Regions from separate parts of the Homo sapiens genome. Here all the other regions are linked to region 4. A link is a loop called in an ENCODE intact Hi-C map of the cell type or tissue named here. Cell type or tissue: heart right ventricle. All regions are shown on one strand.

Evidence for each region. A loop is a pair of places that touch in the nucleus more often than their neighbours do. Peaks named below come from ENCODE experiments on the same cell type or tissue, not always from the same donor. Only the 100,000 strongest peaks of a DNase experiment are listed, where the experiment ranks them.
Region 1: a loop joins it to region 4, with 3 times the contacts of the local background. A loop is called at or near these places in 51 of 110 quality-filtered maps.
Region 2: a loop joins it to region 4, with 10 times the contacts of the local background. A loop is called at or near these places in 77 of 110 quality-filtered maps.
Region 3: it touches region 4 in a loop (5-fold over the local background); 41 of 110 quality-filtered maps call a loop at or near these places.
Region 5: it touches region 4 in a loop (6-fold over the local background); 20 of 110 quality-filtered maps call a loop at or near these places.

Annotation. Positions count from the first base shown.
Region 1 is chr9:109,638,288-109,643,287 of GRCh38, forward strand. It overlaps a transcript of PALM2AKAP2 not described here. Among named protein-coding and RNA genes, the nearest start is that of MIR3927, 130 kb to the left of the region's middle. In heart right ventricle, no CTCF peak of the experiment used is centred here; DNase peaks (open chromatin) are centred at 2,059 and 2,624; H3K4me3 peaks cover 1,904 bases; H3K27ac peaks cover 1,002 bases; H3K27me3 peaks cover 1,301 bases.
Region 2 is chr9:109,815,091-109,820,090 of GRCh38, forward strand. The region is part of intron 1 of PALM2AKAP2 (PALM2 and AKAP2 fusion); the gene reads left to right. Among named protein-coding and RNA genes, the nearest start is that of PALM2AKAP2, 37 kb to the left of the region's middle. RefSeq lists an enhancer at 1,108-2,307. In heart right ventricle, CTCF peaks have their summits at 2,982 (motif pointing left) and 3,188; DNase peaks (open chromatin) are centred at 1,584 and 2,971; H3K4me3 peaks cover 407 bases; H3K27ac peaks cover 3,735 bases.
Region 3 is chr9:110,150,739-110,155,738 of GRCh38, forward strand. All of the region lies in intron 8 of PALM2AKAP2 (PALM2 and AKAP2 fusion), which reads left to right. LOC124902244 (a long non-coding RNA gene) reads left to right here. Exons shown (of 2, transcript XR_007061727.1): 1 at 1-3,015; 2 at 4,342-5,000. Among named protein-coding and RNA genes, the nearest start is that of C9orf152, 55 kb to the right of the region's middle. In heart right ventricle, CTCF peaks have their summits at 2,365 (motif pointing left) and 2,565; no DNase peak of the experiment used is centred here; H3K27ac peaks cover 2,637 bases.
Region 4 is chr9:109,572,541-109,577,540 of GRCh38, forward strand. No RefSeq gene overlaps it. Among named protein-coding and RNA genes, the nearest start is that of MIR3927, 63 kb to the left of the region's middle. In heart right ventricle, CTCF peaks have their summits at 1,940 and 2,145; no DNase peak of the experiment used is centred here.
Region 5 is chr9:109,901,397-109,906,396 of GRCh38, forward strand. All of the region lies in intron 3 of PALM2AKAP2 (PALM2 and AKAP2 fusion), which reads left to right. Among named protein-coding and RNA genes, the nearest start is that of PALM2AKAP2, 120 kb to the left of the region's middle. In heart right ventricle, CTCF peaks have their summits at 2,325 (motif pointing right) and 2,535; a DNase peak (open chromatin) is centred at 2,335; H3K27ac peaks cover 3,015 bases.

The sequences.
Region 1 (5,000 bases), 66 kb after region 4:
AGACCAGTGGTTGCCAGAGGCTGGAGTTAGGAGGAGTGGATTGACTATGAAGGGACTTAAAAGAACTGTTTGGGGGTGATGGTCATGTAATATATTGACTATGGTGGTAGTTACATGATTGCATAATGTATCTAAACTCATAGGCCTGTACACCTACAAAGGGTGAATTCCACTGCCTATAAATTATACCTGAATAAACCTGACTTCAAGTAAAAAAATCAAAAACAAAAGGGAGCTGTTAAAATGTTCAACACAGCTTTAAAATGACATAAGAAGAGGACTGAGACATATCCATTTGGCATTGGGGACTTTACAGGGAGCAGTGGCAGCGGCATGGGGGAGGCAGAAGCCAGAACGCTAAGCATTGAGGAGAATGGCAAAGATTACTGGTTGTCTGTCCCCCATACCAATTTTCCCCTTCTTACATGGGAATGGAGGTCTCAACTTTTGGATAGGCTCATGACTATGCAGAGTAAAGACTTCTTTGTCTACTCTCCCTGGAAACTGAATGTAGCCATGTGACTGAATTCTGGCCAAGGAGATCTAAGTGTCCTGAGGCAGCTTCTGGGAGCCTTTCTTAAGAGGCATCAGGCGTGCTTCCTTTACCTACTTTTCTTTCCTCTTTCCACATTTATGTTGGCTGGAATGCAGACATAAGGGCTAGAGCCAGAGCAGCCAACTTGGACCATGAAACAATTTTAGGAAGGGAGACCACATATGATAGAGCAATGTTTTGTAGGAGCCTGGATCTCTTTGCTCTTTCAGGAGTTGAGCTGATAAACTGGCCCAGGACAGCTTATCTCTGAACTTTTAAGACACAAAAGCACATCTTTTTCCTGTTTAAGCCTCTTAATTATTCACACATGAACTTAATCCTATATGCAACTGGAAAGGGACATGGACTGGGGGAGGGTTTTATGATCTCCGAATTCACATAGAATTTCTCTGTGAAGGGAAACCTGGAGTTGATACAGAATTTCCTTCCACAAAACAGCTCTTTGAATCTTCACTGGGTTTGACTTTGCATCTCACTCTCCTGAGGAAAACGAGGAGCAGTGAATCCACTGAGAACATTTTGCACGGTTCTCTTCCCAGCCCCTTGACATATGGAGCAGTCTCCCATCTAGAGCCACCATACAGAGTTGACTGGCAGGAAAGCCCTAGCCCTGTGGCTTGCATATCTGAGCCCTCTCCCCTTTCAACCCCAGTCCCTCAGGAAGGCTTTCCCTGAACACCTACCTAGGCACATCCACTTCCCTTTTATTCTCCATCAAAGCATTTTTTTAAAAAAACACGTCTTTATTAAGACATAATTCATAGACCACAAAATTCACCCAGAGTGTATAATTCAATAGCTTTCAGTATGTTCAGTTGCACAATCATCACCAAAAATTAATTCTAGAACATTCATCACAGCATCTAATTACTTAATTTTTATAGCAATATTTTCAGCCTGTGACGATATGTTTATTTTTGTCTTTATCTGTGCTTTGCCTTTCTACTTTAACCCGTGAGCTCCTGCAGGGCAGGGACTGTGATGGCTATGCTTATGCTTGGTGCTGCGTTTTCAGCACCTGGCAGACACCGACTCACAGAGGGACCCGGCTGCAAGATAGAAGAAAAGCCTGAAGCTGTCCCATCTACTCTGTATTGTAGCAGGTGCAGGACACCTGGATGACAACCAGGTCCCTGCTCTGGAAACCGTTAGGAGTAGAGGATTCTCAGAGGGGGTGGAGGCAGGGTGTGCGTACTCCAGGTGGCTTATTACCGCGGGGCCGGGGCCGTGGTAATTTGGGAAACCATAGTCAATATAGCTATTGTTTTCAAATAGCAGACTAGGGAAACTGACCCTGGACAATGTCTTCCTGGCAGGCGGGAACACGCAGAATTTGGAGTGAAACGGAAAGGGGCATGGGGTCGCCAAGGTGGTGAAACGCCGCATTAAGGCGCTTCAAGATAGCTGGAGTTTTGCTTGGGAAACTCAGAGGGATCTCGCCCGGCCGGCACAATGGCGTTTCTGAACCCATGCCCAGCCCACTGGGGGCAGTCCTTGCTGCTTGCAGAGGCCAGACGCTTCTTGCAACTTCTAAGCGGCGAGAGCTGCCACCTTGCCAATGACTCAACCGTTTGCCTATGCCCTCTGGGCTGTGCCACCAGCCGCAGCCGCCCTGCTCCCCCACCCACCCTTCTCCCCAGGCTCCGCGCCGCGCCGCCAGTCCCAGGGGAGCCGCCGGCGCACCTGGCGCCTAGGGCGCACGGCACTGCGCGCTGGTGGGCACCTCACCCGACGCCAGCTGCCAGCGCGCTCCCTCCCCGAAACCCTGAAGTGGGGTGTCTTGTCTAGCGCCCAGCGAACAACATTATCCAATTGCTTCCCGTTTTATTCGCAGGCTGGGAGCTGAGAGAGCCTGAGCATTCACTTTCAACCCTCCAGGGGAGGAGGGGGTGCGGGTGGGGAGGGGAGACGGCTCCCAGCTCCACCTCGCGCGCGGCGCGGCCAGTGCACTCGGCTCCGGGAGAGGCGAGCAGCGCCGGTGAGCCCCGCAGCAGCGCACCCGGCCGCGGAGCCCCGCGATGGAGTGAGTATCCCCGAGCCGCGCCGCCAGCTGCTCTCCTCTCGGCATGTTGCCATGGTGACCGCGGCGGCAGGCAGATCCCGCTCGGGTCCGCGTCCAGGATGGGTGTTTAATTTCAGCCCCGTGTGTACGCCTGGTGTTTCTATAGCAGCCGCCGCGGCGGCAGGAGGCAAGGGGTGGGAGCCCCGGGTGGCGTGGTTTTTGCGGCTGCCCCTTGGCTAGCAGGGCCTGGGGGGCGAGTGAGGGGAGTAGATGATGTTGCTAAGGACGGAGGCATATTCTAGGCTTTCCTATCTCTGCCCCAAGCTTCCGCTTATCGGGGAGTTGGCCGCAATAGCCATGACTTCCGATTCCTAACCATGTCAGCATTATTGGACTGCAGTTAAAAAAAGAGGGAGGGGGTCACTGCGGATCGGAAGCAAACGCGGTTCAGTGTGAAGCGTGTAATGGAAGGATGAGTTAGTGGGTAATATGAGCCAGGGCTGCAATGTCCTGGCTACTAGAAACCATCAGAAGACCCAAAAGAATTGATTTGTTCCTGGGGTATTGGAGAAATAAGACAAACATATTGGCGGCAGCCCGGAGTGGAATTACAACGTTTGGCACCGTGAATACGGCATGGATGGGTGGGGAAGACAAGAGAGGCATTAACCAGAAAAGACATTAAATAAAGGGCTCCGGTTGTGGGTCTGGTCTAGGATTCCTCTCTTCTCTGTGTTTGCATCCCTACATTGCTTTTTGGACACTCTCTCGAGCTGCTGCCACAGCAGGACCACTCTGACAGGCGACAGCCAGCCACTCCAAGGAAGGGTCATTTTTGGAGCCAGCTATTAGATCCCGCTCACTTGGTCAGCTTCTCCTCTTCCGTTCTCTTCCCACACTACTCCTTGACATTGAGGCCGTCTGAAATCATATTTCAAGTTAGAGATAAAGTCATGTTTTCAGACATCAGGACCTTCGTACCAAACCCAAGAAACCTTAGATGCAGCCTTTATCCCTCTGCGTATCTGATTGTGTAGATGCAATTTAATCCTCAGAAAGGCTGCTAAAGCAGAAGTGAGAGATGGTGTAGCATTGTAGGAGTCACAGTCATGGATTTCAGGCCCCACCTAGCCTGATACTGCTGTTATTGATTTCCTACTCCAGCAATTGAATGTCTCTGAGCCTCAGTTTCCCTATCTCTGCAATGGAAACAAAGATGTTCCTTACTCACTTTGAAGCATTATTGAGAGGATCATGTAATATCTGTATCTCTTCCAAAGGGCTTTGTAAATTGTAAGATATGTACAAATTTAAGGAACTAGTGTCATGTTTAAGAGCTGGGCTCTAGAGTCAGATTGGCTGGTTTGAGGCTTCTGACACTTTGCTGAATGATGTTAATCTCCCTGGGCCTCATTTTCCCCATCTGGAAAATGGGAATAATAATAGTAACTATTTCATGTACTTTTTGTGAACATTAAGGAAGTTAATGATGTAAATTGATACATACACATATAAGGTTCTTAGAACAGAGCCTGGCATAAAATAAGCTCAATAAATATCATCTATTATCTATGAATATTATCTATTATTATTAGGTTGGTGCAACAGTAATTGCAGTTTTTGCCATTACTTTCAACGGCAAAAACCGCAAATTACTGTTGCACCAACCTAATACTACAGTCTACAGCATTTATTGGGGTTTCGGATTGGCACCAAGCTATTCTTCATTTTAGACAGGGTCTCACTCTGTCACCCAGGCTGGAGTGCAATGGCGCTATCATGGCTCACTGCAGTATTGACCTCCTGGGCTCAAACAATCCTCCCACCTCAGCCTTCTGATGGGACTACAGGCATGCACAACCATGCCCAGCTAATTTTTAATTTTTCATACAGACGGGATTGTCCTATGTTGCTCAGGCTAGTCTTGAACTCCTGGGCTCAAGCAATCCTCCTGCCCCGGTCTTGCTGGGATTATAGGTGTGAGCCACCATGCCCAGTCTTTTTTTTTTTTTTTTAATTTATAAAGAAATACATGGTGTGGTGGTTCATGACTGCAATCTCAGTGCTTTGAGGACAGAGGTGGTAGGAAGTCTTGATGAGCCCAGGAGTTTGAGAATGCGCTGAGCTATAATTGCACCACTGCACTGGGTGACAGAGCAAAACCTCATCTCAAAAAAAGAAAGAAAGGAAGGAAGGAAGGAAGAAGAAAAAGAGAAAGAAAGAAAGAGAAAGAAAGAAAGAAAGAGGGGGAGGGAGGGAGTGAGGGAGGGAAGGAAGGAAAGAAAGGGAAAGACAATGCCTGAAGGGCAATTGAGAGTAACATAATTCCCAAGATACCACTGTTGATGTGAGAACTAGCAAGAAGCCACAGCAGGCTTGGATATACGGAACAGACTCGGCCTGATGCACACTTCATTCTTGTTCCTCACTGTCATTTTCTTA
Region 2 (5,000 bases), 240 kb after region 4:
TGGCTGTGGAGATGGTGAAGAAGGCATGGATTTGATAGTTATGTGGTTGAATTGCTGGAACTTGGTACTGATTGAGTAAAGGGTGAGAGGTATGGAGAAATAAAGTTGATAGCCATGTTTCCAGCATAGACAAGGGGATGGTTGATGTTGAACATGGAAAGAGGGACATATTTTGGGGAAAAGTGATGAGTTTATTTTGGACATGTTGAGATCATAATACCTTCGGAATATACATGTGAGATGCCTGATAGGAAATAACATGTAGGTATGGAATTCAGGAAGGAGATCTGGTTTTGGGGACTTCAGTAAATCTGCATCAAATAGTAACTTTAGCCATGGATGTGAATGAGGCTATCCAGGGAAAGAATGCAAAATATAAGGTCAACCTGGTGACTCACTGTGCTGAGGGAAGCCAGGGAAGCAGAAGGGGAGTCAGGGTAGACAGAAACAGGGGGGTAGGTGAAGATGAAAGAACTTTCCAGGAAGGAGGGAGTGATGCATGGTGCCAAATGCCACTGACAGGCAATGGTACACATTCTAAAAAGTGTCCATTGAACATACCAACTAGAAGGTAACTGGTGGCCCTCACAAGAATGGAAAAGCAGGTTCAGTGAGGTTGTGGAGTGTGGAGTTCAGCTGAGAGGAAGTTGGGGATTAAATGAAGTCTTTGTCTCCCTAAGTGGTGTGGCTGTGAAGGAAAGAAGAGAAGTAAGTCTTAGCTAGAGAGGGCATAGGATTTGCATGGATTGTTTTAAGAAGAGGAAGTCTAAATTCTTAGGTGAAGGAGTTAGGAGAAAATAGTGAAAGAGGTGAAATGCAGGTGAGTGGAGGATAAATGATGGTATGGGGTCCCTGAGAGGTCAGGGCATGATGGAATTCAAGGTACTGGTTATTAGCCTTTTTATGTACAAACAAAAAAGATATTGATGTTCTATTTATGCTAAGTATGGGCTTGTCCTGGGGAGAAAGTATCTTTAACTGAAGCTAGAGAGTTGACAAGGAACATGTACAAAGATCCCTGGACAGTGTTGAGAGCTCAGATAAGGTTGGAGACCACAGATTTGTAGTGTCGTTCTCCTACACTCCAGGGCACCTTATGTAGGTGTTTGATCTTGGGAAATGAGACTGTGCTTAGCTCTCATTTGGGATTTTTGCCAGATACCTGGATGTAGCCAAAGGACGAGGAGGCAAGATTGTTGAGGATATAGGAAGACAGTGCAGTGATTGGAATGGATTGTTCACATGATCTTAGGCGAAAAGACATAAAAATGAAGACAGGAGGGCTATGATGGACTGGGATAAGATAGAGGAAGCTGGAGATTAGAAGATTTGAAAAGACCCAAGAGCAGAGGTGTGAGGACAAGCCAGTGAGAGACAGGGAAAGAGGCGAGGCTGTGGTTGGAGTCTGGGCCGCTGCACCTAAACAGTTCCACATTTAGTGATGAGGCCAGATTTCAGCCCTGAGTGCAGATCGTTGAGGAGAGTGAAGATCAAGGTCATCAGAGTTGAGGTTTTCAGGAAACTGTGGGAATAGGGTTGAATGAGTCATGAACACAAACACTGAAGTCACCCCGGATGATGGTGGGATTTCATATAGCTCCTGTGAGCCAAGGAATGAAGTCATCAGTGGATGTACGGAAGTGACCAGAAGATCAGCTGGGGACAGAGTTAAGGAGAGAGGGAACAAGGGAACAGATGAGACTTTTTCCATGAGGGCAGAGGAGTCATGGTCTGGAAATGACATGAAGGAGAAAGAAAAGTGCCAAACCCACTTCCTGATCCTAATGCCATCTGGCTTAAGAGCCCATATTCATTGAGTCTGAAATGCAACGGACAACTACCAGTTTGTCTGGAGGCGGTACAAATACTCTTCTAATATTTTTTTAAAAACTATAGGATGTAGTCTATTTTCAACTTTATTCAACCAGATTTATTTACCCCTACCGAGTTTTCTAAATCAGTGAATCAGTATTTTAAGGAATAAATCTTAGGCACATAAAATGATAGGAATAAAATATGTATTATAAAGCTTCTTTAATCAATACAAGCTATTCTTATAAGTCTATTGGTTAATGTCTAGATTGCCGTGCCCACTTAAAATGGGAAAACATTCCAGTTGGCACTTTGTGGATGTTGAGTTGCTACTTGGACACAGTTACTGGCCTTTTGGTCTGATCAGAGGCCAATTTTGAGCTAGGAGTTTCCCATGCATATGCATGATGTCCTACTATCTGTGATACATGCTGGGCATCTGAGCCTGCCTGGTATGCTAATGATCAGACCAGGGAAATGCACATCACTGTGAGTCACAAGGGTAGCACGTCTAATCTAAAAAATTCAAACCCCTATAATTAGAGTTCAGATGTCTTCATAGCTCTATTCCTCAGATTTTTTTGATCTGAAAAACAAAAGCAAACAACAAACAATTGTGTAAAAATAGACAGTCTAGGCTTGTGTAAATTTGCAGTGGAAATCTGCCTCTCTGATGAGCCATACAGTGTCTATGGGTTGAAAAACGAAATTCAGAAAGCAAATAGTTGGTCACCTTAGAGCCCAGAGGGATGCTCAGAATTCCCTAACCTCACAGCGGTGACTACTGAAAGTTTCATTCTGTTTTATGACTTGACTTGCAGCGAGGAAGGTAGCACAGCTGTAAACCAGCTGTATTTTATTTACGCTTGGAAACAGGGCCCCTTTGTTCCAAATGTTCCTGGCCCCCTCCCTCAATTTCATGGATTTAGGTTGTTAGTGGAAAAGTAGTTGTTGAAATATCAGTTCACTCTTGGAACCTGCCACTCACCAGGACTTCTGGCAACCAGTGAGCCTTTTTGTGATATGCAGCAAGGTAAAGAAGTCGTTAAGTGGATCTCCCACATGTTCCTCTGTGACTTCATTCATAGAAATGCGCTGATAACTGAGTTACATTAAGCGCAGTCTTCCCAGCTGTCTGAGGACATAAGGGATGTAGCGCCTCCTAGTGGAGGGAATTTCTTAGCATGTGTTCAACCCCGCACATATTTTTGGAATGAGGCAAGGTATTTAAAAATAGTGTACGCTAATGAATGTATTTATTATATCTGGGTAGCAGCGAAACAGAAAAGGTATAAATAAGCCTTTCGAAAAATGTACTTGCTACACAATCTCTTTTTTTTTGACAAGTCAGCCCTTGAATACAAATAATCTTTTAATGGTGAAAAAAATGACTGAATCATAGCATCTTATAAACATAGGAGCTATGGGTATCAATAACATGGAAACTGAAGCTGTGGTTATTTTTGAGTGGAAGAAGAGGGATTAAAATTGGCGTGGGGCACATGGAGAGGCTTCTGGAAGTGGCTAGCAATTTCTATTTATTTTTAACTGGGTGGTGATTACAAAGGTGTTTGCCTTATAAAAATTCATTTAGCTAAACATTGGTTTTATGATGCTTCTGTATCTGTATTGATAAGAAGGTAAAAAACATAAAAACTTTTCATTAAACATACTACCTGCTAAATTTGCTTTTTAAGGAAAAACCTCAAAAATGCTAAGCCATGTATACTTTTTATTTTTAGAGATGGAGTCTCACTGTGTTGCCCAGGCTGAACTCAAACTCCTGGGATTAAGGGTTTCTCTTGAGTAGTTGGGACTACGGGCGTGCCTGGCATGGTTTTGACACTTTATTTCACTGTACTTTCGAAATAAGACTTAGGTACCAGTGAACACCTACATTGACAGGCCTGGTAATATCATTAAAACTTGAGCTTTTATGTTGTCTGTGGCACAGACTCTCTTCTTTCTAGTTCTTCAGAGAACTCCAAATTCAGTATTTCACTTGGAACATCCAGTTGCCATAGAAATGACCATGTAGGTTACAAGTTCATTTTTGTAACCAGTCAAAAGGAGAAACTAAGAATGACACGAAGGCATCTTTCCATTGGAAAAAAATCCTTTGCAGAGTCCCAATTTGAGAAAAAATACATTTTGCTTTAGAAGTGAGAGGCGAACAGATGAATTAGTAATGCTGAAATATTTGACTCCTTCCCCCACAGGTGAAAACTCCTGCAGAGCATCTTATAAGAAAAATTATTTTAGAGCAATATAGGTGATGGCAAATTGACATTGGGTTGTAATATTCTATCCAACATAGTTTAATTCTGAGTTATTCAATCATAACTAAATTTATTCAAGACATAGAATACATTTAAAAATTCATCTTAAAGGAAATTTCACAAAGGCTTTTACATTCGTGTAATCCAGATGAGAAATGAAGATAGGGGGCGAGCAACAAAGTTGAAAGACCCAAATTGATTCCGGAAGGACTTGCCAAGTTTCTATAATGCCTCATTAGCTGCTTATGTGGCAGGGAGACCTGGGAAGAGCAATAACTCTTTTCTAGGTTCTCAGGTTAGGGAATGAGATTTTGACGTGGCCAATATGATCTTATATGTCCATTTATGTCTTTTACCTTATCATTTTCTTTTACCTTATCATGGACAGAGTGGCCCCCCAGAAGCACAGGATGCAAGACAACACACATTTCAGTGGCTGCTCCTTCTGCATACATCATTGAGCTCTGCCAAGGGTTTGAACACACACACACGTAAATAAAGGCCTAATTATGTGTGTGTGTGTATGTGTGTGTGTGTGTGTGTGTGTGTGTGTATTATATGTATTAAGCTCTTTTTCCTTTCTCCATAGCACTGCATATACAAAGATCAGCCACCCTGAGTTGAAATAAACTGTCATGATCTGTTTGGCATTGTGAGATCACCACTCATCATAAAATAAGCTTTTTAAAATGTTAAAATTGAAGTGAGAGCATGAGCACAAAGAAACAAGGACCAGAAGGTGTTTATAATCATGAAAAATTGGGAACAATTCAATAGGAAAACAGGAAAATGGTTAAATATGATATGTTCGGAGTATGGAATATGATGCAGCAGTTACAAGTAGTAAAATAGATCAGTATGTACTGACATGAAGAAAATAGACTTACACATACCTTATGTAAAGGAGGT
Region 3 (5,000 bases), 580 kb after region 4:
GCACTTTTGCTTTCTTTCACACAGTTAAGAAGTGGTGAACTAGGATTTGAACCCAGGCAGTCTGGCTCTCCCGCCTGCACTCTTGAACTCCTGCAATATATCTACTTCTGCAGTCTGCTTTTTCTCTTAATATAGTTTGAATATTTTCTCATGACCTTAACCATTCCTCTAAGTTTGAGAGTCTAAAACATCATTTATAATGGCTAACTAATACTTCATTGCCTAAATGAGCCATAGCTAACTTAACCATTCTTCAATAGGAAGATATCTTGGTGTAGTTAAAAAAAACACAGTGCTGAACGTTCTTGTACATGAGCTGTGTGCCCATACTTACTTATTAAATGAACTTGGGCCAGAAAAGTTCCCTGGAAGCTGGTTAACTACTGTACATTAGACAACAGTATTTCCTAAACTGTTTTTCTTCTTTTTTCCCCTTCTGTATTCATTTACTTACTTTAAAATTTTTTTCCCCTTCTGTATTCATTTACTTACTTTTAAAATGAGGTCTCACTATGTTAACCAGGCTGGTCTCAAACTCCTGAGCTCAAGTGATCCTCTGACCTCAGCCTCCTGAAGTGCTGGGATTACAGGCATGAGCCTCTGCACCTGGCTTTTTTTCTTGAGGCACTTAATAGATTCTATGAAGTGAGGTTTTCTGGTTAACTAAACTTAAGAAATGCTGCACTCCCATTCCTGAATTAGAGCTTCACAATCATATTAGCACTAAAACCAGAAGTCCTCTGGTAAACAAATCCCTCTCTCCCTCCTTGTTTTCTTTAACCCAGAGTTTCCCAAGCTTAATTTGACCAAAGATTTTTTTCTTTGAGGCATCAAGTAACTATCCTACAAAGCTAAGGTCACAGGACACAATGTTAGAAACACATCTTTGGAGTCAACCAAGTGAAGCCACTTACCCTCAAACTCCTTCAAAGGCTTAAGTCTAAAATTACTCCAGATGGAATAGTTTGAATATGATCACGTTTATGAAATAAACTTAAACGTTTCCTATCCTCCACTCGGAATTTCAGTCTAACATTGTTGTAGTGGTTCCTTACGTTCCTTATAGAGGTCACATTATACCTGTTCCCTGCTCTGTAAATGTCAGGGCTGGCCATCAGCCAAGACCAATACGGACCTGCCCTGAGGTCTACATGGCACTGTGTGTTCATGTTGTTGTTTAAGGATAGTGACCGATGTCCTTCAAGAGAGCCGTTCTGGCCGGGCACAGTGGCTCATGCCTGTAATCCCAGCACTTTGGGTGGCTGAGACAGACTGATCACTTGAGGTCAGGAGTTCGAGACCAGCCTGGCCAACATGGTAAAACCCTGTCTCTAGTAAAAATACAAAAATTAGCCAGGCATAGTGGTGGGTGCCTGTAATCCCAGCTACTCAGGAGGCTGAGGCAGGAGAATCGCTTGAACCTGGGAGGCAGAGGTTGCAATGAACCCAGATCACTGCACTCCAGCCTGGGCAACAGAGCAAGACTCCATTTCAAAAAAATGAAAGAAAAAAAAGTGTTCTATAGAGTGTTCAGTGCAGGTGAGGAACTGGATGGCAGGATGTTCTCATTGAAAATGGGGCAGATTTCAGGCATCACAAGCTATTGAATCATTACAGGTGAATAAACCAATAGCAGAGCAAAGTTTGAGGGAGTAAGCAAAGCTGGACCTGGGGTTACTGGGGAAGTTCTGGGTGAGATGCACACTGGATCAGTGAAAAAGAAGCACCAAAGATAACCATCATGGTTTGGGGAGTCTAATGGGGCATGTCCTCTTGGCCAAGGGACTTCAAGGGGCCTTATGGGGTCATGAAAAAGAATGTGATTGAGCTCCCAGGCCTGTGGCACAGACTATTTGCATCACATTCATTTAATGATCTTCAAGACCCAAACAGTGGTGCTGTCTGCAGTGTCCACTATTGGGGGAAGAGCATCCGGAGTGCTGTCACCGTCCTAATGGAGAGGACCTCTGGCTGCAAACTCTGGACCTCTGAGGAAGTTGTCAGGTGTGGAACAGGTTTCTCTCCAGCCTTTTGGCAGCCTGTGTGATTCCTAAGATGGCACCCAGAATTCTGGTGCCTGGTTTGAACCATACTTGGGGAGGATCATCAGAGATCACAGGGCCCAGCAGAGGAGCCTGGCTGAGCTAGCTTCCCTTGATACTGACCAGAATGATGGCCGGAAGTCTGGGGATGAGGCATAGTGTCTTCTCTCTCTGGGGACCTGTGATAGCCTCTCCTAAGGGGGTAGATAGAACCAGAACATGGGCTCAGTTATCCAAAGCGACCATTCTCAGCCCCCTTGTTCCTGGAAGCCCCTGCTCCAGAACTGCTAAGCCAGCCTTTCTTTCCTGCTACTTCTCTGACCTCTAGTGGCTAGAACTGGAAAAACTTGCTCAAGGGATGAAATCATCAATAAGCAGGAAATGTCTTTGATGTTAAATGGCTGTCCACTTCTCTATAGTAATCCTTCACCCTCTTTACAACATTCTTTCTGCATACATCCCATCATTTAATTCAGCCATCATCAACACTGGGTTTGGGCTCCAGACTGTGACTGTCACTGTCTTATGTAACTTGGGCTGGAGTTGGCATCTGAGCCTCTGTGGTCATGACATCCAGGTGTCACGACATCCACCCTAACTACATTCCAGGGTTGTTGCAAGGCTCAAATGACATGAAGCCTACAAAAGAAGTGGTATATAAATCCGCTTGTTACTCCAAAGCCATTGAGTCTGTGATTCTGTAAGCCTAAAATGTTTTAATTCATATATTTTGGTGAAGGCATTTAAGCCCTTTCCTCTGATTCTCTATGGGAGATTCTGTCCCAATCCATAAGCATTTACTTGTGGTTGTTATATATATTTCATAATGGACTTACTGATTACTCAACAAACATGAATTGCCTACCTCGTGCCATGTACCACAGCTACTGCTGGGATCTGGCAATGATCAGACAGGCAAGGCTCTACCCTAATGGAGTTTGCATTCAAATGAATTAAGGGGATTCATAGACAGGTGAAACATACCCCCCTGTCCTCAGGATGACATTATAGCTTAATTGAGAAGACAAAAGCTTCAATAGCCAGATAAGATTTAAGTCAGTATGTGAAAATGGCCTTCACAGAAATATAAACAGGAGTTCCACTGTGCTGTGTGTGAAAGGGAGAAGCTAGAAGCAATGAATATAGGCTGTGCTTTCTAGGTGTTTAACTCTGGAAGAGTGGCTGGTGGGAAGTGATCTGGACACTTGAGAGGTCAACTGGAAAATGATGAAAATTAACCTGGTAATTGGTGTCTATTTCTGGTCCCAGAAGAGATGCAAAAATTTTATGCAGAATATGCATGAAATTGTTCATCTCACCCTATAGTCACATTATTCTTTGAGATTCCAATTAAGTGGTAGCTAGAATCATTAGATGCTTTCTGTTCTGAATATTAACCTTATAAATATTAACTTTGTCCTCATAATAACTATCTGAGGGTAGGTACCCTTATCATCATACCCATTTTACTGATGAGGAAACTAAGATATCAAAAGAGTAAGTAACTTGCCCAAAGTGATTTGGCTGCCAAGTCATGGATTCAAGCCCAAACCGGCTGGCTCCAGAGCTTACACGCTCACCACTGTGCTATATTGTTTCTTAAGCCTTCAATTAAAAAGTCAATCGGAATTTTCAGAGATACATACTAAGTGTGCAGGAGTGAGGTGACCTGAGGTCTGGGATTGGTTTAAAATAATTCAGCAAGTCTAAGGAAGGAAGGAAGAGCCAATTATGCTAAAATCTTGATAAATGTTTACTCTGGGTGATGTTTATAATGTTTATAGGGGTCATTATAGCATTCCCTAATTTCCGTAATAAAAAATAGGAACTGTTTCTAGTGAACTTGGAGATTTTGAAATACTTATTATTGTACTGTTAATATCAAAAGACTTTTCAGTTATCTGGGTAATTTAGATCAAAGCAACAAATTTCACTGTTATTAATGTAATGTGGCCATGAAATGCAGTGCCCTTTTCTGTATATTAAAACCTATTTTCCACCTAATCCCCAAGTGTAACAGCTAAATACCTTAAAAAAAATCAAGAAGGGTGTATCCTGCCAAACATATTTGATAGAATAGCAAAACGTTTGAGTTAGAAGAGACCACAAAGATAACTTCTTCCAAAATTCCCATTTAACCGCTATGGCAGTTAAAGCTAGGAGAATTTAAGTGATCAGCCCACGATTGAAATGGGAATATGAAACGATGATCTATAGTCAGTCACGTAGCCAAGTACTGGAAGAGCAGGAGTTAAAAACCTGGGTTTCCTGGACTCCAGGCCTTTGTATCTCTCATCAGAAGGAGGTTGTGCCAGTAAAGGGCTAAGCAGCCCATATGGAAATGTGGACACCAGGCTTCACTTGTGATTCCTGCTACATCAGGCAGTTGCCAAGTTAGAAGCCTGGGATGTAAGATGAAGAAAGGTGAGTCCCCTTCGGCTTGGAACTGGAAGAGGTCAAATGGCCCTTTCCCCTCCCAAACGGAGCCATGCAAGCCCCATTTATCTTGTGTGTTTTATCCACATTCCTTGTTCACAGGTTTTAGCCGCATCAACCACAAAGGGCATAATTGGAAAAATCATAATTGTTATACTTGAAGATACTTCTCAGAAGTGCATTTGGGGCTCTGTGTCAATAAACCCACCCCATGAAGGGCCAGAAGCCAGGGCCAGGCATTTCTTGGGAGGGAGGGATGGAAATGGTCTTGGTGAGGGTGCGTAGAGTCACCACACCACTGTTGAATTAATCACTGACCTCATCTCTCCATCCTGAGGATTCTTGGAGGACATTGCGAGAGCTAAAATCTCCTCATTCCCAAGGCTGGTGTGCACCTTTTCCATTGCCTTTGTTGGTGTACACTTCTTAAGGTCTGGGAGGCCTCAAACCCCAATGTTTCAGGACCCCAGCAGGTGAGGTAAATGAATAAAGCTGGCCAGTGTAAGACCGGGGCAAACTGAG
Region 4 (5,000 bases):
TCAAGAATGCAATTCATGACTATTGCATTCACAATAGTCATACACAAAAACAAAGTACCTAGGAATATACCTAATGAGGGAGGTGAAAGGTCTCTACAATGAGAATTACAAAATGCTGCTGAAAGAAATCAGAGATGACACAAATAGAAAAACATTCCATGCTCATGGATAGGAAGAATCAATATTGTTAAAATAGCCATACTGCCCAAAGCAAGTTATAGATTCAATGCTATTCCTATTAAACTACCATTGAGATTCTTCCCAAAACTAGAAAAAACTATTTTGAAATTCATAGGGAACCAAAAAAGAGCCCAAATAGCCAAGGCAATAATAAGCAAAAAGAACAAAGCTGGAGGCATCACACTACCCAACTTTGAACTCTACTACAGGGTTACAGTAACCAAAACAGCATGGTATTGGTACAAAAACAGACACATAGACCAATGGAACAGAATACAGAACCCAGAAATAAGACTGTACACCTACAACTATCTGATATTCAACAAACTTGACAAAACAAGCAACAAGGAAAGGAATCCTTATTCATAAATGGTGCTGGGATAACTGGCCAACCATATGCAGAAGGTTGAAACTTGACCTCTTCCTTACAACATATACAAAAATTAATTCAAGATGGATTAAAGACAAATGTAAAACCCAAAACCATAAAAACCCTAGAAGAAAACCTAAGAAATATCATTTTGGACGTAGGCCCTGGCAAAGATTTCATGACGGAGATGCCAAAAGCAATCGCAACAAAACCAGAAATTGACAAATGGGATCTAACTGAACTAAAGAGCTCCTGCACCACAAACACAAACAAAAGTCTATCAACAGGGTAAACAGACAACCTACAGAATGGGAGAAAATATTTGCAAATTATGCATCCAACAAAGGTCTAATGTCCAAAATCTGTGAGGAACTTAAACAAATTAACAAGCAAAAGCAAACAACTCTATTAAAAAATGGGCAAAGGATGTGAACAGACACTTCTCAAAAGAAGACATACACATGGCCAACAAGCATATGATAAAATGCTCAACATCACTAACCATCAGAGAAATGCAAGTCAAAACCACCATGAGATACCATCTCACAGCAGTCAGAATGGCTATTTATTAAAAAGTCAAAAAGTAACAGATGCTGGAGAGGTTGTGGAGAAAAGGGAATGCTTACACACTGCTGGTGGGAGTGTAAATTAGTTCAGTCACTGTGGAAAGCAGTTTGGATATTTCTGAAAGTACTTAAAACAGAACTACTATTTGACCCAGCAATCTCATTACTGGGTATATACCCAAAGGAATAAAAATCATTCTATCATAAAGACACATACATGCGTATGTATGTGCATTGCAGCAATATTCACAATAGCAAAGACATGGAATCAACCTAAACGCCCATCAATGGTGAACTGAATAAAGAAAATGTTGTACATATACACCATGGAATATGATGCAGCCATAAAAGAGAATGAGATCATGTCCTTTGCAGCAACATGGATGGAGCTGGAGGCCATTACCCTAAGTGAATTAACACAGGAACAGAAAACCAAATGCCACATGTTCTCATTATAAATGGGAGCTAACCATTGAGTACACGTAGACACAAGGAAGGGAACAATAGACACTGGGACCTATTTGAGAATGGAAGGTGGGAGGGGGGTAAGGAATGAAAAACTGCCTATCAGATACCATGCTTATTAGCTGGGTGATGCAATAATCTGTACACCAAATCCCTGCAACACACAATTTGCCAATGTAACAAACCTGCACATGTACCCCCTGACCCTAAAATAACCTAAAATTAAAGAGAGAAAAATAAGTAAATAAGTTTCTAACAATCATTTATGTGATGCCCATACTGCTGAACTAAGGACCAAACTTTGAATTGCAAGGCTCAAAACCACCTACTCTCTTGAATAAAGGTAGTTACCTTGAGCTCTCACAAGGGGGTGCAATGGGCAAACAATTCTATTGCTATTCATAATGCATTGAATAAATTCATGGGATGTGCTTTTTTCCCCGCAGCTGCTTTGTTAATTATTATTTATTCCATGGAGGGGGCACAGTAGATGTCTCAGTGTGCTAAAAATAGATTTTCCTTTAAGCCATATTTTCTAAGAATTCATCAAGATTATGTTCACAGAAAAGAAAATTTGATACCTCTGTGATTAGAAGTGTCAAATAAAAATATTACTAAAGTTATTAGATATGAAAGATCAGAAATATGTGAAAATAATTATAGTAATAATAAAAGCATAATGATAAGAGCAGTCATTTATTCATACCTATTAAATGTGTGGTAGAGGACTAGCTGTTTTACTTAGATGGTTTCATTTAATCCTCACAACAACTTTATAAGATAGGTAATCTTGCCTTCATTTTACAGGTAAGAAAGCTGATGCTTAGAGAAGTTAAATAAAATGCTCAGGTTCTGGAGGTCATAGTGGAAGGGAAGAATTTAAAAATGCTCCATCTTTTCCCAAAGTCTACACTCTTTTGTGTTGCTTCCAGGGAATTTTCTGTTGGGATATAGAGGAGTGATACAGAATTATTGATTTGCCATACCATTAAAAAATTGAGATATGATTCACAAACAATAATGTGCAATTTCGACATTTTCAGAATAACTACGAGGCTGTGCAACCACCACCGCTATCTAATTGCGGAATATTTTATCATCCCTCTTTTTGAGCTGGGATATCCATCTTCTGGTCTTAGATGTTTGAGTTCCTGGTTCTCAGGCCTTCAGAATTAGGATAATTACACCACTGGCTTTCTCAGTTCTCCAGCTTGCAGACAGCATATTATGGGATTTCTCAGCCTCCATAATTGCATGAGCCAGTTCACATAATAAATTGCTCTATCTATCTATCTACCTATCTATCTCTATCAATCAATCAATCATCTGTCTTCTGTTAGTTCTGTTTCTCTAGATAGACCTGACTAATACAGTCCCCAGAAGAAATCCCATACTCATTAGCAGCAACTCTCCATTCTCCCTCCTGAAGCCTTTAACAATTATTGATCTACTTTCTATTTTTAAAGATTTCCGCATTCCAGACATTTCATATAAATGCAATAATACAATATGTGACCTTTTTGTGTTTGGCTTCTTTCACTGAGTTCAGTGTTTTCAAAGTTTATCCATGTTGTAGCATGTATCAGTGCTGCACCCCTTTTTGTGTCTGAATAATATTCCATTGTATAGATATACCACATTTTGTTTGTCTCTCCGTCAGTTGATGGACACTTGGGTTGTTTCCATTTTTAGCTGCTACGAATGTTCATATGCAAGTTATTGTAAGCATATGTTTTTAGTTCTCTTCAGTATATATTTAATAGTGGAATTGCTGGGTCCTATGTTTAGCTTTTTGAGGAACTGCCAGACTGTCTTCCACAAAGGCTGCACCATTCTACATTCCTACCAGTGATGTCTGAGGGTTCCAATTACTCCATATCCTTGCCAACACTTGTTATTGATTAACCATACTCTTTTTGTTTGTTTGAGACAGGGTCTTCCTCTGTCACCCAGACTGGTATTCAGTGGCATGATCATAGCTCACTGCAGCCTGAAACTCCTAGGCTCAAGTATCCTCCTGCCTCAGCTTCCCGAGTACCTGGGACTACAGGCGTGTGCCACTATGCCCAGTTAATTTTTTTATTTGTGTAGAGATGGGGTCTTGCTGTGTTGTCCAGGGTGGTCTCAAACTCTTGGGCTCAAGCAATCCTCCTGCCTCAACCTTCCAAAGGGCTGGGATTACAGATGTGAGCCACTGTGCCCAGCCTGTCATACCCCGTTGATAATAAATTAAAGAGAAAATCACCAAATTCTTAAAGTAAGATGCCCTTTAATTTTTTTTTTTTGAGACAGAGTTTTACTCTGCAGCCCAGGCTGGAGTGCAGTGGTGCAATCTCGGGTCACTGCAACCTTCATCTTCTGGGTTCAAGCGAGTCTCTGGCCTCAGCCTCCCTAGTAGCTGGGATTACAGGCATGCACAACCACGCCCAGCTATTTTTTTGTATTTTTAGTAGAGATAGGGTTTCACCATGTTGGCCAGGCTGATCTTGAACTCCTGACCTCAACTGATCCACCCTCCTCGGCCTCCCAAAGTGCTGAAATTAGAGGCATGAGCCACCATGCCCAGCCTAATTTTTTAAGAACAGTGAAGGGACTTCTGCTTGCTTCTCTGTCATTGACTGTGTGACCCTGTAGCATGATGTGGCCCTTTAGATTTTCAACTGTGTATTTGGGATAATAAAATACGATTTGCCTCCCTGGTAGTCCTGCCATGAAGCTAACACAAAACAGCTAAGGCATGAGAAAGCACTTTCACAAATGAAAGAACTGTGAGTGCCCCTCGTTGCATGGGCCCTTTCCAAGGCCCTGGCCTGGATCTGCTCTGTAACCTTTCTCCCTTTGCAGAGTGGCATGGGCGTGGCCAAGGGCATGTTGAATCAAAGCTAAGCTGAGTTGGCTTCTAAATGACTTGTTTCTAATAAGGTGAGTCCTAGATATCAAATACATCAGGGCAGTATTTCCATTTATTCAATAACAAACTGTAATGCACTTAGTACCTGTACTAAGTGCTGGGAATACAATATTGAATAAGATAATTGGAAATTTTAACAGTTTTCTTGGATACCAATGGACAGAGCAGACATAAAATAAGCAAAGAAAGACACAGAAGAATTAAATAACATTACTAATAAGCCTGAGAGAATAGATATATGTCATACTTTATATTCAACAAATTGAATATATACATTTTGGGCACACATTGTATGTTTATTAAAATTGGCCATGTTCTAGGTCACAGAAAAGGCACCAATTTATTCCAAAGATTCAGTATCATCAGGCAAACTATATTCCATGGTCATAATGCAATAAAATTAAAAATCAATAACAATAAAAACTGGTGACAGGGAATATTCCAAAAGAGCTAAAATGTTTTCCATTTTCTGGAAAACCAACCAACTAACCAACAAGAACCAAATCAA
Region 5 (5,000 bases), 330 kb after region 4:
CAGGGAGGACACAGTTGATTCCTGCTTTCACTGAGTCACTCTGTCCATTAGGAGAAACAGTCCAGGCATGGCCAGCCAAAGGGAGGTTCTTCGCAGGATCTTCTGTCTCTTTGAAGATGGGATAATCTCAGGCCTAACCACAGAAGCAGTTCTGGAGAAGAGTCAGAATAGCAGATTGGAAACAGCTCACAGGGGCCTCTGAATGCTAAGTGGAGGGACTTAGAATTTATCCCAGAGGCCACAGAACACTATTAGAAGTTTCAGAGGTATAATAAAGGCCGTTGTGAGGTTAGGATGCTGGTTCAATGTCACAATTAGAGCAAGGCAGGAGGTAGAGAAGTCAAGGGCAGACTGGGAACCAGCTGGGCAGGCCACTCATTTTGGTTGAATTTGGCAAGACTGAGGAAGACAATCTACCAATAGAGGATGGATGAGAACACCAGAAAGCAAATAAAACAAGTCATTCAAAAATCCCAAGATCATCGTGGCTGGGCCAGAGAAAGAATCAGACAGAAGCAGCGCACGGCTCTGGAGAGTTGCAGGGAGAAGCATTGCTGCATCCGCTGTCTCCTTTTCTTTTTCTTTTTTTAAATATCAGCAATATCTTGGATCTGAATAGAGTTCTATCACAGATTAGGGTTTCTCTTTCCCCAGGGTTCCCAAAGACTGAGCAGGATCTTATTACAGATGCAGCGAAAAGGGTACGTTTTTCAGTATCAGACTGACCTCATCTGAATCTCAGCCTCACATCTCATTAACTACATGGGACCTTGGGCAAGCTACTTCACCCATCTGCAAAGTGGGAATCAATGATATGTATCTCATTTGGCTGTTGTAAATCTTAATCAAGTTAATATATGTAAAGTGTCTCATCAGTGCCTAGCGCATAGTGAGTTCCCAGCTTCTATAGCACCCTTTCATCTTTCTCTCCTTACAGCATCAGAGAGCTTGTCCTCTGTGGCTCCCGTTTCTCTCTGGCCAGAGGCAGAGCCTCCATGGGAGCATGGGAGGGATATAATCAGAACAGCAGCATTCTTTCATTATGACGTCAATTCAGCCATCCCTCAATTTACTGAGCCCCTGAAAGGCCATACAGTGAGCCATCATTGTAATGAAGTAAAAGTAGCTGGATACTCCAGGAAGCCCTTCTAGTGGCACTTTGTTAGGTGAGATGTGTCAGCATTGACTTCTTTTGTAAGTGCTACTTCTGTTGAATTCAATGCGTTGAAAGGTGGAATGCATTGATGAATGTATTCAGTGCCTTGGCCACTTCTCAGTTAGCTTTTAGAGTAGAGGACCTCATGGCCACATGACAGAGTCTAACTGTCAGTTTCCAGACATTTACTGTGCCCTTGGCCCTGCTTGGACTTTGGAAATCCAAAGATACATATGACCGACGCCTGCTCTGGGAGGAATTCCCTGTCCATGTGGAACACATCTATGCCCTTCTGGTCCAAGTGAGAAGAGAACATGAAGGAGCAAGTGTGCATGCCCATAAGTGCCGGTCCCTACTCAGTTCTCACTCAGTCCCACAGATACCCAGGTCTACTTTATGTAGGTCCTTGTGTTGGTTTCTGGCATTGCTGAGATGACAGAGGCCCCAGTCTCTGGAGCCTCAGAGATTTCATGGACACCTTTTTCTGCTTGAGCTCATGAGCCAGATATCACTCCTGGCCCAGGTCACTGGGTTACCAGATGCACGGGTGAAAGAGCTGCTCTTGAGCAAAGGGCCTGGGACACACATGCCGGAGAAGCATGGTGAGCCAGCCGCAGGGAGGAAGAGCACTTTGCAGGAGCATGCTGTGCGGGGTCTTGCTGCTGCTTTTCAGAAGCAGGAGAGCCATGAGCCTTGGGGTTCACATCAGCACCGAGACTGGCCTTTGGTGGCAGGGAGGATATGCGTACCGGGAGGGGTTGGCCATACTGGACCACAGGGCCACTGGTTGGGTTGTTCATAATTGATCTTTGGGGACACTTACTGCAACCCATTTATTAGGTGCCCCCTCTAAAGTGATGATCTCAATGAAGATGGTTCACATAGGCCCACTACTTCTAGAAGGCCCGAATCCCTGGACCTTCCCAACCACTTTTTCTCCCTGTTCCTGGGTTACATGGCTTAGCTGGATATTTTTGCACACAGCATTAAGGGCAAGTGCACTGTTCCTTTGAAAACAACAAGGGAACAAGGAGTTCAGTGTTGTGGACATTTAATGAACTTTCTCCTCCTAAGTACACAATACCAAATCAGCAGAATCACAGCTGTCTCCTCCCAGCTTTACCTAAATTCCCACATGTGCTACCTCAGTTAGGGAACTATGACTTCACCTGCCACTAGATGGCCCTCCATGTGCACATAAGCCGCTCCCACATAGCGAACTTGCATCAGATTTTCTGGATTTTTTTTTTTTTTTTTACATGTAGACACACATGTGCATACACAATCTTAACTTTTACCATCCTTGAAGCCAATAATCAACACTTTAGTTTTCCTTCTGGCATTCAAATGATAGAATGTATTCTCATTCTCTGGAAAATCAGTTTAACATCAGAATCTACAGATATTCCTGAATATTGTGGGCCACAAAGCACATATTAAGATGAATTTGAATTTATTCTATTAAATAGTATGCTTTGGTTTATCTTATAAATGCTGTATTTAACAGACTTGTTTCTAAATTAAATTTTTTTAAAGCACTGGAAGAGAAAGGAAGCACAAACATTTGAATAGTACTTGCTCCATGGAGGCGGGCAGTGTTCTGAGGTATTTTAAACATTAGCTCATTTAAGCTTCATAACTTTGATGTAGGTATTCCATATGCATCATTATAACCATTTTATAGATTGAGGAGAAAATCAGATTGCAGCATGAAAGGTGTTTAGATTCCCTTTTGCCTTCCTGTCAATTTTCTTACCTATAACATGGGAATAAAATAATCCCTAATTGCTGTGAAAGGATGTTGTAAACTCTAAAGCATTACACAAATGTTGTTATTATTATTATGACTTGGGTTTCATGGGAATATAATTTTCTTATGTGCTCAGGAGGCTTGTGATCATTCATTCATTCACATGAAAACATTTATGCAGGTCCCAGGTCATTGCCTCTGCATGAGACGTCTCATACCGAGATGCCTGTACTATTTCTAAAACAAATCTAGTCTGTCTTGAACTCTCTTATAGCTGAGGGTTCCAGGGAAGTTGCTGTGTGCTTTCAGCAGGTAATTCTCCCTTAGTCTCAGGATTTAGAAATGATGGATGTGGTAGGACAACTTCAGGGGTGGGACCTCTGCTGAACACAGAGGTGGCCGGTGCTGATTTCACATAAGCCAAGCCAGCGGGAAGAGGCAGGCTGTTTTTTAAAATTATTATTCTGGAGCACGATGTACTATCTCTGTATCCAAGAGTTCACATTTCAAGTGGACTATCAGATCATCTCTGTGACAGAGGGCTTTAATTAAAAGCATAAGTCTCTGGGTGGATTTTAAGTGGCATTGTTTTTCTTTGGACGTTATGCAAGCCACTTCTGTGCTGTAAAAGGGCTTTTAAAATTTGGCTTAAGGAAATTTGCTTTACCCCTCAGGCTTTGATCCCTGCGTGTGAATCATTTTGTATCTGGAGGTTCCAATTTGCAGTCTCCTGGGTGTAAGGAAAATTCTACCCTCACAGAACATTTTGGATTTGAAAACTGAGAAATCTGCATCATTCTCGACATAATAGCTGTTGTAAAATAGAATTAGGGCTGTTAAGTCTATAGGGATAAAGTTCACCAAAGAATATTTTAAACTTTAGTTTTAGTTCCTAAAGTTTTTGTCTCCAACTCCCATAATAAATGTACTGGGACAGTGACCTACCCACTCAACACCTGAAGCTCAGTGTTCTCTGCACTCAGGCCAGGTGGACTCAGCCATCGAGGCCATTGTCCCTGTCCAGCCTCCCAGGGGGCACGCATGAGCCAGGGCCAGGATACAGATACTTCTGCCTCAACACCATCTGTACCACCAGAAAAGGGCCCCAAAGGCCCTTCTCACTGCCATTTGTAAGGCAAAATGTCTCTATTTTATCTAAGACAGGAAAAAGGCAGAGAGATGCCAGAGAGAATGCAACGACTGTGCCCGTGAGAAACCAACAGTGCAGGGTGGCGATCTACCCGCAGCACATGCAGGATGCAGCGTTAGATGCTGACTCAGTTTCTCAGCCATACAGGAGAAAAGTTTCAGCATTTCTCAAACTCCATGACCATCCTTCAGTCGGCTACCCCAAGCCCCGTTTTGCTGCAGCCGGGTGAGGGCAGTAATGCAGCTCAGTAGGTTAAGGGGCCAGGCTGTCCTTGGACTTCAGATGATATCAGTTCAGTCCCTGGGACATCTTAAATTAGGGCCTCAAGCTTCAAATTCATGCCTTGGCCAACACGTTACCATAAATGATCACAGGGAGAAGAAACAGTCAGGCCAGGGATGGTGGCAGGTTCCTGTAATCCCAGCATTTTGGGAGGCTGAGGTGGGAGGATCACTTGAGGCCAGGAGTTCAAGACCAGCCTGGGAAACATAGCGAAACCCTGTCTCTACTAAAAATAAATAAACAAATAAACTTTTTTACAAAAAAGAGAAGAAATGGTCAGTTTACGTTGCATTTCCTTCTTTTCCTCAAGAAGAGGTGCCCCGTGGTGCCTGGGACAGCTGGGCCATCACATGGAAGTGGCTGAGAGGTGGGCTGGAAAGAAGAGGAAAATCCAGGGCTCCCACCAACCCCAGCCAATCTCTAGTCACTGGGCAACCTCAATCTACTTCTGGTCATAGTTTTACAATTTTGCGGGGGTAGGGGGGATGGAATCTTGCTCTGTCACCCAGGCTGGAGTGCAGTGGTGCAATCTCGGCTCACTGCAACCTCCAACTCCTGGGTTCAAGCAATTCTCCTGCCTCAGCCTCCCCAGTAGCTGGGATTATAGGCCTGTGCCACCATGCCTGGCTAATTTTTGTATTTTCCGTAGAGACGGGGTTTCA